Regions from separate parts of the Mus musculus genome. Here region 2 is linked to region 1. A link is a loop called in an ENCODE intact Hi-C map of the cell type or tissue named here. Cell type or tissue: heart. All regions are shown on one strand. Each heading gives the region's core, and the rest is flanking DNA. Links, peaks and the distances in the headings are about the cores only.

What was found. A loop is a pair of places that touch in the nucleus more often than their neighbours do. Peaks named below come from ENCODE experiments on the same cell type or tissue, not always from the same donor. Only the 100,000 strongest peaks of a DNase experiment are listed, where the experiment ranks them.
Region 2: it touches region 1 in a loop (3-fold over the local background); 2 of 42 quality-filtered maps call a loop at or near these places.

Annotation. Positions count from the first base shown.
Region 1 is chrX:153,002,946-153,011,764 of GRCm38, forward strand. Usp51 (ubiquitin specific protease 51) reads left to right here and starts at 3,524. Exons shown (of 2, transcript NM_001137547.1): 1 at 3,524-3,599; 2 at 4,344-6,516. The coding sequence starts at 4,467. The coding sequence ends at 6,452. In heart, for the core only: a CTCF peak has its summit at 3,807; DNase peaks (open chromatin) are centred at 4,286 and 4,636; H3K4me3 peaks cover 1,817 bases; H3K27ac peaks cover 1,553 bases.
Region 2 is chrX:153,363,310-153,372,128 of GRCm38, forward strand. It overlaps Klf8 (Kruppel-like factor 8), which reads left to right. Exons shown (of 8, transcript NM_001357183.1): 4 at 7,536-7,609. The coding sequence starts at 7,538. Among named protein-coding and RNA genes, the nearest start is that of Klf8, 8.1 kb to the left of the region's middle. In heart, for the core only: CTCF peaks have their summits at 3,635 (motif pointing left) and 6,667 (motif pointing right); no DNase peak of the experiment used is centred there.

The DNA of each region.
Region 1 (8,819 bases), core at 479-8,478:
ACTCAGGCTGAAGGAGATAAACATATGTACAAACACACACACACACACACACACACACACACACAGAGAGAGAGAGAGAGAGAGAGAGAGAGAGAGAGAGAGAGAGAGAGAGAGAGAGAGAGAGAAACAGAGACAGAGAGGCAGAGACAGATACACATAGAGAGAGAGAGTGGGGTGGTAAAATTTATTAACTTATGAGTTTGACAGAAAATCAAGCAAGATGGACAGATTCTCAAGTCAGAAGGAAGGTACCCCTATTCACCGAACTCTAGACCTCCAACTCAGGGACACAGCATCCTGATTTCTATCACCACTTCCAGCTACTCCACTGGAATCCAAGGCAGCAAAAGCTGCAAGGACTTTGTATCAGGTGCACTAAGGGGGGATGGTGGTCATTAATCTGCCTCCCCACACCCTGCCATGAGACACCATGGTCCCACTCAAACCAGAGACCTCTGAGTGATCCTGGATTTGTCACACTGAACCAATACTCAATGTTGTTCCTCTCTTCCACTGCTCTGTGGCAACAGCAGTTTGCATTGCTGGATTAGAAGATTACAAAGAGAGTATGTGGTCACTGGCCATGATCTGAATCTCTAAGGCCTAGGATCGCCTGCCAGCTATAGTGGTGTTTCCCAGAACATCCCACCCCTGCAATATCCATCAATTCAATTGAATCACACCAACACTCTCCCCCTAGGTTTAGGTCAGGTCATTCATCTTGGAAGGTAACAATTGTCCTTGCCCTGAAGACTTTAATGAACCCAAGAACACAGGAAGCGAATGATTGCCAGGTATGACCCCACACACCTATCACCCTTGTGCCTGGAGAGAGAAGCAGGAGGCTTGTGAGCTCAAGGGCAGCTTGGGCCACACAGGATGCCTGCCATCTGTTCCAAGAAAGAAAAGAGAAAGGGTGCTAGATCCTTTGTCTTTAAATAAATATGACTCTTCTCACCCATGAGCACAGTGTAACGACTGGGCAGATGTCAAAGGGTCGGTCCACTTGCATTCATTCGGCCAGGCTCCATCACAGAGCATAGAGAGATCTGACCCAGCTAGCCGGGTGTCCACCTTGTACTCTTGGTACTGATATAAAGTGTTTGATTTGCTTACCTGGGATTCTGGGACCCTCAGACTGAAAGGTCATGGCCATTTCCTGTTTCCCTCACACCATGCAGGCACCAGCTTTGTTTTGTTGGGATATGGCGCTATGTGGTGGCAGCCATTGTTGTCTTCCGCAGAAATGATGTTGCCACGTCAGCCTGACTGTGCCATGATGTTTTAAAGTGCGGACACGAGGGATGTCTTTAACACTTGGAAGCACTGAAGATTAAAGCACACATGGGGCTGATAGGAAGTCATGTTTCTGATCTGTGGCTCCTCAAGTGGTTGCTCATCTCTGCAGACATCACGGGGGCCCTACTCTCTACCTCTCTTCTTTCATGTTATGTGGACAATGCCATCACATATTCATATAGCAAAAATAACTCACGTCTTCAAATCATACAGCTTCAGACCTTAAGGAGAGAAAATCACCCCATGTGAACCAGCCAAGTGACACACAATCATCTCCACTCCTGTAGCAAGAGCATGAATCTAGTTGTCCCACCTTTCACTTTAAAAGTCCAAAGACCCAGAAGCTTATAAAATCCCTTTCTCTTAGAAAGGCTGAACTCACACATCATATCATACAATATAATGTCTGCCGTTTTAAAGTGTGATGGACATTTCCCCCTTGTGGACAGCAGAGAGTAAGGATTAATCAATGCAAGGTTCTTGTCTGACAGAGCTGGCCACAGCCACAGAAAGTCATGGCATTTCTGAAGTCCTGGCTACCAGTGTCTGCACATCTACACCATGTTGGTCTTTGAAGCAAAATTGTTCCCACACACATCCCCCTTAATGGAGAGGATGTTAATTTGCTGGAGTCTCCAATGAGTGATGCAAGGAATCAGTCAAAGTGGCCTGGATAAGAGCAGTGTGCAAGCAAAGGTTAATGCTGAGAGAGACTTCACTCTGTTTTAACACTCTCTCTCTCTCTCTCTCTCTCTCTCTCTGTCTCTGTCTCTCTGTCTCTCTCTCCCTCCTACTCACACACAGGAGAAAGAGTAAGACAGAGGCAGAGCCAAAGAAACAGAGAGAAAGAGATGCAGAGAGGCAGAGAGATGGAGGACTATAGGTCCTGAAAGCAGCCTACTGCTGAAATGTCGTCATTTTGTATGTTTTATTATTCTACAAGTTTGGTTTGATCACTCCAAATTACAGTTAGACAGTTACATTATTTAAATTTTTGACCATCTTCCTGCTTCCCTTGTTTGAGTCACTGCTGTTTTAGAATGTGTCTGTGATATGTCAATCTGAAGCCTCTGTTTGTAATGTTCACATTCCTTGGATACAGACAAAAAGTCTGGGAAGTGGGTGGAATGTGTCCCTTTGGGCTCCCCATTCATACTACTGAACCATGGTTTTTAGTTATTCAACTTGGGATTGATCATACTGTTCCCATAATAAGTGTCAGGCCAGCTGTGGCTGCTATCTTCTCTTTGGGTTGGTTTCCTGAATGCATTGAGATAACTCTAGGAGTGGAGACCCAGGTTGGAATAGGGAAGTGTGATAGATTTCAGTAGGAAGAATTTTTTAACTGATTCTGAAACAATGTGGCAAATATTTAGATATATATTTTCCTGATTCCAGTCTTTTTTATTTGCATACTTCTCCCACAATTTTTGTGCCACTGTATGTGGGTATATGTGGAGAGAACTTGATAAAATATTTCTGAGTTCTGGAAAGATCTCTGTGAGGCCGATCACCCTCTTCCGGGTTTACACATTCACCCATAGCATTGTTCTTAAGTGTGCTGACGCCCTGCAATGTGCTACTTAGTGATTTTAACCTGAACACCCAATACTAGGGTTACTAATATAAGGGGTGACCAAAAGTATATGTTGCCACTCTGTGTAAACATCTTAGGATCTTTCACCTTTGACCGATGAGCTCTAAGTGTTTACAGTTTATCCCTGTAGGAACAGCATGTTGCTGGGCTGAGGTCTATTTTATCCTGAATCATATGCGTATTTTTCCTCTCCCCAACACTCAGAAATAATAACCTCTCCACTTTACTCTTGAGATTTTAATTTTAAAGCTTCCGGAAGGAACACTGTAGAATTTGCCATCTTAGTGAATCCCTAACCCTACCTTGGTTAGTTTTGTTGTTGTTGTTTCAGGGTTTTTTTTTTCCCCCGTTCTTTCTATTTTTTTTCTTTTTTTTCTTTCTTTTTTTTTTTTCTTTTTAAGAGTGCCATAACCAGATGAAGCCTGAGCCTTCCCAAGATCTTTTACTAAAATCTGTGGCTGTTGTTACCTCTGGTAGAATCCCTTTCAGAAGGGGTTTTTCTGCCTAGGGGGACAGCGGTACTATTCATCCCTGCTGGAGGCCTGATTCCGGGGCTGGGGGCCCATACGTGGAGAGGGGAGGGGCCAGGGGGCGGCCCCCTTGTGACCAGCCCCGAAGAGAGGTCATAGAGAAGACTGGCAGAGGAGCGCCTGGACAGCAGCAGCAGCTGACTTTCTAGATGAAGCGCGCCTTGGGGCCCCAGGTAACAAACCCAGACCTTTTTACAAATCCGCGGGCTTGGGGAGCTGCGGTGGTTGCGGGGAGGGAGCATGCACTTTGGGGGTCGCGTACTGTGGATGGGGGTGGTCACGCGTGAAGGGAGTCTGAATTCTGGGGGAAACCCTAGGAAATGAGAGGACAGGAGCAAGAAACGGGGTGTGAGGGCACAGGCACGAAAGAGCAAGAGAGGGCGCTCGAGCGTGGCACACAGCAAGCGCGCTTAGGAGTAGAGGCTGGAAGCATAGGTAAGAAAGGAGGCAGGGGACACTTTCGTCCACTGAGTCAGTTTTTTTTCAAAGATAACCTCCTTTCAGCCATATTTAACATACATTGTTGACTCGAGGGGTTTAAAGATGCAAGGAAAGAACGTAGAAAAAGGTGCGCCAAAGCGAGGCTGCACAGAGCGCCGAAAAGACAGCGGGTTATGCCTTTTTAAAAGAGTTGCCATCCTTTTCACCCTAAAGCTCAGGACAGTCCCCTTCCCCCCTCCTTCCCCGGTACCAGCAGTTCTGGCGGCCTTTGGAGCAGGTAGCCGCGGGCTCGGGCTCGGCACGCCACGCGAGCCCCCGGTGCAGGGGCGGAGCCGCGGCCGCGCGCGGGGCTCGCGGCAGGGGGAGGGGCTGAGGCTAACGGCACCGCGGCCATGACGCCGGGCTGGCCGTCCACACGAGTTCCTGTCTCCCTCCACCCATAGTCATAGCTCATTCCCAGACGCGTTTCTTCCCAGGCTTGGGAGTGAGCCGATGGCCCACGTTCGAGAAGCGTCCCGGTCCTCCCGCTCTGTCGCCTGTTGGAGTTCGGGAGGTGGTCGAGGAGCCTGTCTGGAGCAGGCAGCTGAGAGTGCATCGAGATGCGGGGTACACAGGGAGCCCAGGAGATGAAGCCGGAGCTGTGGCCGGAGCCCAAGCCCACGTCGGAGAACTTAACAAGTAGGGGCAGTGGCAGCTATGAGAAGGTGCTCCCTTCTATCCCGGCTGCTTGTCACACCAGCTCCAGCTCGGTTTGCCCGCGCCGCAAGCCCCGCCCTCGGCCCCAGCCCAGGTCCCGCTCCAGGGGAGGGCGTGGGCTCAAGGCCCCACCCCCGCCTCCCGCCAAACCTCCGCCTCCCCCGCCAGCGCCGCCACCTCCACCCCTGCCCAAGCAGCGGTCGGTGGCCTGGCGCAATTCCAGACGTAGATCCAGGCCTGGACCCAGACCCCAAACACGGAAAAGCTACTCTAGTGACCATGGCTCCTCTAGGGATTCAGATGGCTCAGAGAACAGTTTACTGGAGGTAGGGTCTAATAAGGGTCCCACAGGCTGCTGTCATGTAGAGAGCTTTAAAGTAGCTAAAAACTGGCAGAGAAACCTGCGGATGATCTATCAGCGTTTCATTTGGAGTGGAACCCCGGAGACTAGGAAACGTAAGGCAAAGTCATGCATCTGTCAAATATGTAGTACTCACAAGAACAGACTCCACTCTTGTCTGTCCTGTGTATTTTTTGGATGCTTTACTGACAAACATATTCACATTCATGCCGAAACAACGCAACACAATTTAGCAGTAGACCTCTGTCATGGGGTTATATATTGCTTTATGTGTAGGGATTATGTATATGACAAAGATATAGAAAAGATCGCCAAAGAAACAAAAGAAAAAATTCTGGGACTGTTATCATCCCCTACAGGAGATGCATCTTATCAGCAGTTGATGGCATCTGAGGTGGAAGAAAACCAATTAACCTGCGAGTCAAAAGATCAGGAGACCAGTTTGGTAAAACCCAAGAAAAAGAGGAGGAAAAAGACAATGTATTATACTGTAGGCTTCAGAGGATTAATTAATCTTGGTAATACTTGCTTTATGAATTGTATTGTCCAAGTACTTACTCACATTCCGCTACTGAAAGAGTTCTTCCTTTCAAATAAGCACAAATGTATGATGACAAGCCCCAGCTTGTGTTTAGTCTGCGAGATGTCTTTACTTTTTCAAGCTATGTACTCGGGGAACCAAAGTCCTCATATTCCCTATAAATTACTACACCTGATATGGATCCATGCAGAGCATCTAGCAGGCTACAGACAACAGGATGCTCAGGAGTTTCTTATTGCCATATTGGATGTGTTGCATAGACACAGCAGAGATGATGGTATCGACCAGGAAGGTAACTCCAACTGCTGTAATTGCATCATAGATCACATCTTTACAGGTAGTCTGCAGTCAGATTTAACATGTCAAGTTTGTCATGGTGTCTCTACTACCATAGACCCATGCTGGGACATTAGCTTGGATTTGCCTGGGCCTTATACTCCAGGGAGGGCTAGTAGTAGCACATCGAGTAGGGATGGCCAGAAGCCACGAGTCATCTCACTTACAGATTGCCTGAAGTGGTTTACAAGGCCCGAAGACCTGGGTAGCAGTGCCAAAATCAAATGCAGTCAATGCCAAAGCTACCAGGAATCTACCAAACAGCTCACAATGAAGAAATTACCGATTGTGGCCTGCTTTCACCTGAAAAGATTTGAACATTTAGGCAAACAGAGACGAAAGATTAATAGTTTTATCTCGTTTCCTTTGGAGCTGGACATGACCCCGTTCTTGGCTTCTACTAAAGAAAGCATAATGAAAGGCCAGCCATTAACAGAGTGTGTACCCAGTGAGAATAAGTATTCTTTGTTTGCAGTAATTAACCACCATGGAACTTTGGAAAGTGGCCATTACACCAGTTTTGTCCGACAGGAAAAAGACCAGTGGTTCAGCTGTGATGATGCTGTAGTCACCAAGGCTACAATGGAAGAATTACTCAATAGTGAAGGGTATCTACTGTTCTATCATAGGCAAGATATAGAGAAAGAATAATCTCATCCAGAATGATTTCCAGACCAAAAAAAATTTAAAAAGTGAAAAAGAAGAGAAAACAAAAAAGAAAAAGACAAAGAGACAACACAAGCCTACCAGGATGGACAATTGTAATGCCATTACAACAACAAGCACCTCTTAAAAGAAACACAAAAATCTACCTGGAGTGGACAATGACCATATATGACAAGTGGCACTTTGGCATAAAGGAACTATTTTACCCTGTCCCATAAGTCTATGGGAGGAAGACATTGAATTTTCAATCGGTGACCATTAGCCTTAAGAACTGGGGGGGGGGGGGGGGTTCAGAGGGAGGAGAGGTTGAAAAGGTCACATAAAGCAAATTAAATGAAGTCTCAACATGTAGGAGGATCTTCTCAAATTACATTTTATTTCTTTAAAGATATTGTGTTAAGTGGGGGGGTATATTTTAAGAATGGGGTTTTTCATTGATTGTAGTTATAGTTTTGAGTGTACAGAGTAGTCTGGAGAAAACCAAATATTTTAAACAAAAAACTTTAAAGCTTTAAAAGAAAACAATTAAGAAACACTTTTGAAGGTTTTAAGAGAACATTTTAAATGTTAAAAATTTAAGTTAAGTATTTTAGAAGAAATATTTTTAAATGTTTTTAATTTAAAATTATTCCAAATTGTTAGTATGTAAAAATAGAGTATGGAAATAGAGTATTCTAAAAATTTTCTAAAATTTTGCAAGTTAAGATGAAACATGAACATTTCTAAGGTGGTTAGTGAAAAAAAAACCACTAACTTAAAATCAGTAAGGGAAAATTTTAGAAAGTGAAAACATTTGGATTCTAAATATTTAAAGCATAAAATATATGCATTGGAAAGACCAAAATTTACAAAAATTATACCTATAATAATATAAAAAGTAAAATTTCAAGGTATATAGAACAAAATGAAATTTTAAGTTAAATTCAGGAAAGGAGATTTAAAAGAAGAAAGTTTAGAACTATTCAAGGGAACAGGTAATTAGTTTTAAAGATTTCAATTTTTTAGATATTAAGAGAGAACCTTCTGTAAATTCAACTGCAGAGATTTCAGTATAAAAACCAACTTTTAAGTTTAAAAAGAATATTCTCATACAAACTGACACCTGAAAAAAACATGTAAATAAGATCATATTTGGAAGGTGAAAGTTTTATTTTGTACTTTAGCACATTGAAATATAGATGGATATAAAAGAGATAAATGATAGAGCGAGAAGACAAAATGGTTTGTGAACATATGTATTTTTTTAATCTTATGTCAATGCAGATAACTATATCGGAAAAAGGTAATGCCATCAAGATTTTTCCCATTTAGAACTCATTATTAGAACATCTTTAGCTTCTGAAAGAAGGCTTTTAATAATTTTGTGGCTTAGAGAAATTAGATCATAACTGTGAAGCTTTGGCTTTTGGTGTTTTAGCCCCATGGTCTGGCTGAAAAAGTGGCAGGGACCCTTAACTGAGGAAACTCCCACCCTCTCTGCCTTCAGTCTTTTGTCTCATGGGGAAACAAGATATTTTCATTTCTACAGTAGAACTCTGAGTTTGTGTTTAACGGTCCTGCTAATTCCTTATCCCTCTTCATGCCCACCCCCCCACCCCCACCCCACCCCCATTCCTCCTTCCCTGAATCCCACACTTCCCTGGCCTTATCCCAGCCTGCAAGGATCCTTTCTTAGTGAATACCTGGTGATTTCATTCCTTCAAGACTAACTCCCAGATGACTTCTCTGGAACCATCCCTGGATCCCCTATGCAGGCGTAAAATAGATAGTCCCCATCCCCATCTCTCCTATGTGCCTCCAAAGTACTTCGTCTATACCTCGATGAATAATACTTATTCGACTGTGATTCTACTGTAGCATTGTGATTGTCTACCTCTCTGCACCAGACCCTGAGAGCAGAGGGACAAGCCTTATTCACTTTTTGTGTTAATAAATGTTTGTTGAATGCAAAAGCAAGTTTCATTATTTGCTCTGTTCACCCTGTTAGGAATCCATTTTTCCACATTTCACCAAGCTCTCATTAAATGCCCAGTGTTGCAATACAATATGATAAAGCTTCCTCCCCACCCCACCCCCAGAGACAGTGTATGAAATGCTCCTTAGCTTTTTGGGGAATAGCTTAACAAAATATATACTCACTGAGAGAATAATCAGGAGTTGGGGAGGGAGAGAGAACCAGAAATAATAATAGAGGGAAAAGCACCCAGCCCTGGAAGACTGGATGGACAGTGGGGACCACCACCTGAAGGAGAAGCTGAGCTCTCTGGTATGTATATGACAACATCACTATCACAGTTTCCCACACCTTCCCACGATGAGGCAGTGTATCTTACCACTCCACTGCAGAGTTTT
Region 2 (8,819 bases), core at 230-8,229, 360 kb after region 1:
CGGCTTCATACCACTTACCTTTCCCTTACATCCTTTCCTTTGCAAACACTTGGTACATATTTTGTGAGATGATGATCTAAGGTCTTACTCCTTGTTTAGTTTTTCAGTGCAGCCCTTGCTGTCCTGGAACTTGCTTTATAGACCCGGGCTGGTTTCAGAACTCACAGATTTGACTGCCTCTGAGTCTGGAGTCCTGGGCTTAAAAGCATTCGCTACCACTGGTCCTGTATAAGGTCTTACTCTAACTAAACTGCTTTTTGGTAAGTGAAAAGAAACTGATCAGTGTAGTTGACCTAATTGATCAGCTGTTCAGTTTTCTTTTTAGCTTACATATGGATATCATTTGTTTCAATTTTATAAGTAGAAGTTAGATTTCTGATCTGTTTATGAACCATAATTTAACTTTATCCCCTAGCCTCGTTCCTAATTTCAAAAATGATATGGTACATTATAGTTATAAATAATATATTGAAATGAAGGATTTTACTGGTTTTGCAATTTTGAGTGTGTTGTTTACTTTTTTTTTTTAACAGCAAGTATTAACAGGTTTCTTTTTTTTTTTAAGATTTATTTATTTATTATATGTAAGTACACTGCAGCTGTCTTCAGACACTCCAGAAGAGGGAGTCAGATCTCGTTACGGATGGTTGTGAGCCACCATGTGGTTGCTGGGATTTGAACTCCTGACCTTCGGAAGAGCAGTCGGGTGCTCTTACCCACTGAGCCATCTCACCAGCCCGTGTTGTTTACTTTTTAACGTCATTGTGTATCTGAAGGGGAAAAATGTAAATTATTGGTCTGGAAGTTAGTTATAAATCTCTAGAACGTGCTACATGCTCTGTATCATATACTAAAAATGTTAACTGTGTATTTAGATTTTTTAAAGTACAATGTGGATTTTTTTTTTGGCTGTGCTAGGAATGAAATTTAAGGGTCTTGTATATGCCAGAAGTATTTTGCCGATGAACTACATCCCTAGCCTATGAGAGTTTGAAGGTACAATCGTGTAACTCTAGTACTTGCTAAGATATTTCAAACATGCCTTCTGATAGGGGTAGCGGCATGCCATTAATCCCAAAACTCCACCAGAGGCACAGGCAGGCAGATCTTTGAGTTCTAGGATAATCAGTTCTCCACAGAAAAACCCTGTCTCAAAAACAAACAACAAAACCACTCACATTTTGACATTTTGTTTTAACCACCAGCTTACCATTTCTGAAATAGAACCTATTTTTTTTTTACCACTAGACTTACCATGGCTCATTCAACACTTTTCCCCTTTTCATTTCCTTGTTTCTACAACTTGCCATTATGATAACCTTGGCGAAGTTACTTAAACTATGCATGTGAGTGTTCTCTGTGAACCAGAGATGGTAGTACAAACTACTTCCGTGGCATTGAGGAACATAATTGCTTTAATCTTATGAAAACACTTTCAGAATTTATGAAAGTATAGTAAGCAGTGAAAAAAAATGTAGTTTTAGTTGTGTTTCTCATATCTTATGAACAATATACAGCCTTATCTGTCTTTCATTATTCTCAAAATTGCCACAACCTTAATTTAGGCCAGAGGCTTAAATAATTACCTTATATACCAGTTACAACTCACATAAATGTTTTATTTTTCCTAAAAATTTTAAATGCTCATTGAACAGATTATTTATTTTATTTTATTTTATTTTTTTTTAATTTTTTTTTTTAAGATTTATTTATTATTATATGTAAGTACACTGTAGCTGTCTTCAGACACACCAGAAGAGGGAGTCAGATTTTCTTACGGATGGTTGTGAGCCACCATGTGGTTGCTGGGATTTGAACTCTGGACCTTCGGAAGAGCAGTCGGGTGCTCTTACCCACTGAGCCATCTCACCAGCCCTTATTTTATTTTCTTAATGGACGTATTTTAAATTGGTAATGTTCCGTATGGTCCAAGACCTGATGTATAAACAAAAGGCTATATGGTGAAAATTCTTCCTCTTGTTCATGGCCATTTGTTACTTCTTCTTCCTCACCAGAGGCAACTAAAATTACTAGTTTTTATGATTCTTTGTGGAGATATTTGAGGTATAGCAAATAATTAATACACATGTATATATTATTCAACATTTTTATTCTTTTTTATTTTTTAATCTGAAGTCCTTTTTAAAATTTTTTGTTTTTATACATTTTAATTAAAATATAATCATATCAGCTTTTTTGCCTTTCTGTACATGCTTATTTGCCTTTTTAACCCATTAATTTTTTAAAATTTATTTTTGAGAGTGTAATTGAATTATATCTCTTCCTTTTTACACACAAATACTAACACATCCTGCAGTATTGTTCTACTGTTTGTTCTTCCTACTTAAAAATCTACTTGGGAGATACTTCCCCATAGGTTCACAACAATGCCTCGTTATTCTTTTCGACTGTATAGGTTTTAACTAGATCGTTAAGGCTTTATTGAGCCAGTTTTCTATTGATCAACATTTAGGATATTTGAAATTTCTGTAGTGTGTCTAATAGGAATGAAAACTCTTATGTAGTATATATAAGGCTGTTATAATGAAATCTCACTAACTGGGTGCTTTAAACAACAGAAGTTCTGGTTTTTTAGTTGCAGGGGCTAGAATTTAGGGATCAGGGTCTCAGCATAGCCATATATATGTACTGCGATGGCTGCTTTCCTACCTCACATTGCTGTATTCTTGGCTGTCTATTTTGTGTAAGTGAAGAGATGGAGAAGCCTCCTGTGTTTCTTCTTACGGGATTTCTCTTTTGTGATTAGCGTGCTACCTAGATGACCTCATTTACTTTGAATTATTTCCATAAAGGCCATATATCTATAAACAAGTCACCTCAGGAGTGACAGCTTCCACATACAAATTGGGGGCAGGGGGGCATCAACCCACTTTGTCTAATCTCATGATCCTAAAAATTGGCCAGTTGCCAACATTTTAAAGTTGGATTTCATTTAAAGTCTAGATTCCATTTTCTCCAATAATTATTAGATGAAAGAATATGGTAAGGTTTTATACAATATTGCAGATCGTGGCGCACGCCTTTAATCCCAGCACTTGGGAGGCAGAGGCAGGCAGATTTCTGAGTTCGAGGCCAGCCTGGTCTACAAAGTGAGTTCCAGGACAGCCAGGGCTATACAGAGAAACCCTGTCTAGAAAACCCAACCCCCCCCTCAAAAAAAATCAAAACCCCACAATATTACAGATCAATGAGTCTTTGCAGCTGTGGCGTTTCATTCTTTTTCTCAACTGGAACTTAACTGCTGTGTGCCAGTTGCATTCACTGCACATTTTGTCTTATGATTCATACCACAATTAGTGGGCACCTTTACCCTCTTTATCAATAACCGAGCTTATTGTGAGGTACGAAAGTACCTCTATTATCGTTTTCAACTTTACCAAACTATTCCAGAGTGCAGGGCTGTATCTTTTTCATCTAAAAAAATTATTTTTGAGAATTTTATACAGGTTTATAGTAGAATATGATCATATCCACCTCTCATTTTCCTACTTCCAATTTGCCTCCATCTGTTACCCACTCAACTTCATTTTTTCCTTTTCCTTTTTAAAAAACCAACTCTCTAAGGCTAAGGAACGGCTACTACCCATTTGTGCATGCATGTGGAGCCATCTACTGGAGGGAGCATGTGCAACCTACTGATGGCCACACCCACAAAGAATGCTCAGCCTCAGCAACTGTAGCTTCTGACAGGCCGAGCCTTGTGGGCTTCTCCATTCACACTGGACGTTCTAGCAGGTCATGAGTGGGATAACTAGATCATGTTTAGAAGAAAGTATTCAAATATGTTCGGGTACATCAAACCTGGACTCAGATCCCAGCCCGACGACCATTTCTATCTTACATGGCTTTAGCATTGCTTGATCTCTCTGACTGACCCTGTACTCCTTTGTGTGTATACGGCATCAACAGTAGTACGTGTTTTATTCTTGTATAAAAGAAAATGGGGCCTAGAGCCACCATGAGAAAGAGGAGAGGACAAAATGGACGAAACCCCTCGAGGCTATGCTACTGGCCACCTACATGACTGGAACTTGTTGAAGTGACACTGCAGAACTTCAACCTCTGGGATTGTTAAGATGAACTGATAAAAAAATAATGATAGGTGTCGTGCTAGTAACTGGTTTGGATTTTTACAAGGCGACTATACTTTTGTACCTTTTGTGATTTTTATTTTTTTCTTCTGACGGAAGTACACAGATTAAAGGAGTAATCCTTAAAACTTACCTGGAGATTTTTATAATTGCTTTGTGCAAATTCCATGTGTCATTATGATATATCTTCTTGACAACCATATGTGGGGTAGGTTAAACTCACATATCTGTATTTTGTACAGAAGAAGATCCAGGTGTATAGAAAGGGTCAACGAGTCTCCCAAAGTCACATTCATTGTCTCTTCATTTCTTTTCACAATGCTTCACTACTTGAAATGTAGGAAGCTACCATATGTTAGCAATCTCATTTTCCACACTAACATTCACCCATGATATATATCGTCAGCTTCACTATTTGTCAGAAGAGAGAACGGAATGATATCTACTCAAGATTCTCTTGAACAATTAGGTTGTTATCTTAAAATTAATATCCTTTTATGAAACATTTTTCTTTTTTAAAAAGAAGGTATCATTAGATTTGGGGTATCATAAAGTAATAAAGTATATTGTAATTGGACTCAAAGGACAAAAGTTCTATTAATTCAGTCCTCCTAAACTCTGTGAGCTCAGGCCTCCAAGTTCATTATCTGTGCAATGTAATGGAAATTATATGAAGTTGTTCCTTTACCTATTGTAATGTTATATAGGTGCATATGTGATTCTTTCCATTGTCCAAATGCTCTATCCTCCTAAGGAACTAGGTTCTTATTAAGCCTGCCAGTGTCAGTGATCAGTGGTCACAGTGCACCTGGTCTCATTATGTTGTCCTGACTGACCCAGACTTTTTTGTGTAGACCAGGCTAGCCTCAAACTCATAGAGATCCAGTTCCCTAAAGCCTGCACCACCATGCCTGGCCCAGTTGAGGCATTCTCAAATGTCAGATAGCCTCTGTATGCCCTTCGACTAAAAAAATTGTAATAGACAGGGCAAGTAAGACTTGACTGGCTTTTTAAATTTACCATTAGAACTTTTAAAGGTGGGCATGGCCTTTAAATTTTGAAGATGAAGTTCTGTGTATGCCTCTACCTGCATTCCACTCTGCTAAATGGGAGGGGTACAGAGAGGAGCATGACTAGGGAATAGGGAAAATCTGTGCTAGGTGTTGGTAAATAAACACTTGTATACTTATTTACTTAAGAAATCCTACAATAATCTATGTGCTGGTTATTGTTACAAGGAGTTCAGAAACCAGAAACTCTTGCCCCATTTTTTTTTTTTTTTTACTATTACAGAATTTTGAGCTGGTAATGGTGGCACTTGTTAATAATCCAAACACTTCAGAAGCTAAGGCAGGGGGTGGTGTTATGAGTTCTGGGATAACCTGGGCTACAGCACACTGAGAGCCTGTCCAAAACAAGATGCAGTATGAAGAGGGTGGTTTGAATATTTGCAGCCAAGATACAGCAACACAAAACAGAAAAAAAAAAAGAATTTAAAATCAATTATTTTATCTATTGAAAGTCAAGAACTGAAGAAACCATTCCTAGTTGAAAAAGCCGTAATTCTCAAGGACACTTCTTTACAAAATTAAAGGAAGAATTTAGAGAATTTTGACAGTTGAAACCAATTGTTTCCAGTTTCATTTGAAAATTCAGAGGCTATACTAGGCAAAATACTACCAGTTTAGACTCTGGTTGAGTCAAGCATATATATATATATATATATATATATATATATGTATATGTATATGTATATGTATATGTATATGTATATGTATATGTATATGTATATGTATATATATATAGGCACAAAGAAAACGCAGCAGAGAGTATTGATTTTAGAGTTAGATGCTCATGAGTCACATTGTATAACTGGAAAAAGTGTTTTTCTTTGTCCAACTCAACTTGTCCATCTAGAATTATAGGATTTTACATTATCATTTGCAGAGCCCTACTGCTTCTATAGAGCCTCCCAGGGATAGGGCCATGGAGGAAAATACATACTAAGGAATAAGAACAGTTAGGGCCAGATGAAAGAGAACTTTGACATCTACCTGAATTTAAGCGCTTACCCCTGCATGTCTTCTAAGGCCCGAGAACATTGTCTGAAATTATGGTAGATATTCAACAAATTTTTGAATGTTTATCAGGGTAGTTACAAAAAACGCAAGGAGTCAGGTGTGGTATTTACCTGCACTTGGGTGGGTAAGGCAGGAGGATTGCTTGTGTTTGAGACCAGGCTGTGGTACAGGCAAGTTCCAGGCAGTGTAAAACATTATCTTGATCTCACAGAAAGAAAGGGGGAGTAAAGAAGGGAGGGGGGCTTTTTTTGAAATTAAGAACAAGAATTGGGAAAATGTACGGAACCATGAGAAAAAATTGAAGAGGTTATGTATGAAACACACAAGTGGCGTCGTTAACATGAAGTGAGACGTGTTACAAGGAATAGCTGTTTCCAATTCCTAAGTTGGGAAAGGAGGTGAGTTGGGAAAGGAGGTGAGATGGCAGGGGAAAAAAAAAATCCCTGTTCGGTCAGACAATTCTCTTATAATCCAGAGGGGGGCGCTCAATAGCTAGAAGAGCTTGATTGTTGCCAGGAAAACCTGTAGGAGTGTCACAAAGTTTATTTCCTTTGCAGTCATACTGTCCTTGACAAATCGTTATTCTAGTGAGGACAAATTACAAGTCATCTACTGTCTGGTCTTCGGTTCCTAAGGGTTAAAACCAGGCAGGGTAGAGGAAGCATAAATGAAATCTGAAGTCCGACTAGTTAGTTTGTAGGTAAACTGTAGATTTGGGTTTGTATCCCTAACCTCTTTTCGTCTCTGCTGAAATTGAACTGTGATAAACAAAACCTGTTGCAGAGGAAAACATAGGTACTTTTTATGAGGTGATTCAAAATATTTGAATGAAGCTACTAGTGCCATCTCTTTGTAAGAGGGGCAGCTATTTATAGAGGAAGGTGAAAACTGATTTTAACTATGCTTAGCTTATAGATTTAAGATGTGTAGACAAAAGTGGTCTGTTGGTTGGCTTTGTACATATACTGCTCTGGTCGATATCCATACAGCACTTTAAAAGTCCTTAGCAAAAAACAAGAACTGGACCAGAAATGGAAAGGTTTTAAAACCATAGAACTATTTTGATAATTACCATAATTGGACAGGTCAGAGTGGCTGGATTCACTTAGATGAAGGAAGGGAAGGACTTATATATAGGAAGTAGGCAACTAGAGTCTGAGACAAATGATGATCTTTTCTATGAGTAGATCAACTCAGAATGTTTTAATGACTTTCTAGTATAAAGTTTGTCTGAAAAGCTGTTCATAGAGGACATAAGGTAAAACGAAGTGTACATGTCATACTCTATGCCTATATTGGGTTCAATATTTTAAAAACTATTTTCCCCTTGTATCTTTTCTAGATATGGATAAATTCATAGACAACATGGATGTCCGAATTAAATCAGAAAGTGGTTCGATGCAGGTATTCAAACAGGTGAGCTTTGTGTGTTGGATATCCATCTCTTAGACATTAGAGAACTGAAGCTCCATTTTCAAATGACATGGATAGGAAATGAGAAGGGATAAAGGAAGGTAGATTTTCCCAGAATGATTTGAATGTCTGGTTGTGAGTTCCAACTAAGGGGTCTGCCTAACCTTGAAGAAACAGCTTCATAATGTTCCTACAGTCTTTAGTGAAGAGCCATCACCATTTATTTAGCACTGTCCCATATTTTTGGTATGGTGAAAATTGTGTGCTTTGTTTTATTTAATGTTGTTGGTAGCCTTGCTGAACAGCGTATTAGGTTCTCTCTAAGGAAACATCCTCTTGACCCTATTTCCTTGTTAATTGTTTTCCTGGAGAACCCTGGCTAGTACACTACTTTTGGTGAGTGGTGAGTAGTGTGTGGTGTGGTGTGTGTGTGTGTGTGTGTCTGTGTGTGTGTATGTATATATGGGTTATAGACTTGTGCCACCACGTTTGTTTTTATATGTGGTGGCACAAGTCTATAATCCCTACAATAAGCAGATTGAGCCAGGAAAATGGGTATTTCTAGCCCACCCTGGGCTACTAAGGAGATCCTGTCCAAAACAAAATAGACAGACCGACAAAACAGAAGGAACAAAGCAATTCCAACTTTCAATGTGAAAACTGGTCTTGGTGTCCTAGTTTGCTTCTTCTGTGCTGTGATAAACAGCATGACCAAAAAAGCTACTTTCGGAGGAAAGGGTTTATTTGTTTATAGTTCACAATCAAAGAAGATCAAGGGAGGAATTTGAAGGCAGGAATCCGAGGCCACTGAGAAAACACTACTTGCTTCTTTTCCCTTGCTTTGCTTATAACCCAGGCCTCACCTGGCCCCTCCCAAATCAATCATTAAGAAATGCTCCCACTAACTGCTCACAGGGCAGTCTGGTGGGGAGAATTTCTCAGTTGGAATTTCATCTTCCCAGGTATGTCTGTGAGGCTTAGTCTTTGTTTTATGAAGGTCTTTAATTATTGATTGAAGCCTCTGCACTTTATGTGACTGGCTAATTCCAACAGTGATGTAAAGTACTTGCTTTATTGAGGGGTAAAAAGAAGCTGGTTGTGGTATCCCACGCCTTAACAGTCAGGAGGTAGCAGCAATCAGATCTCTATGAGTTCAAGGCCAGCCTAGACCACATATCAAGCACCATAGTGAGACCCTGTCTCAAAAAAAAAA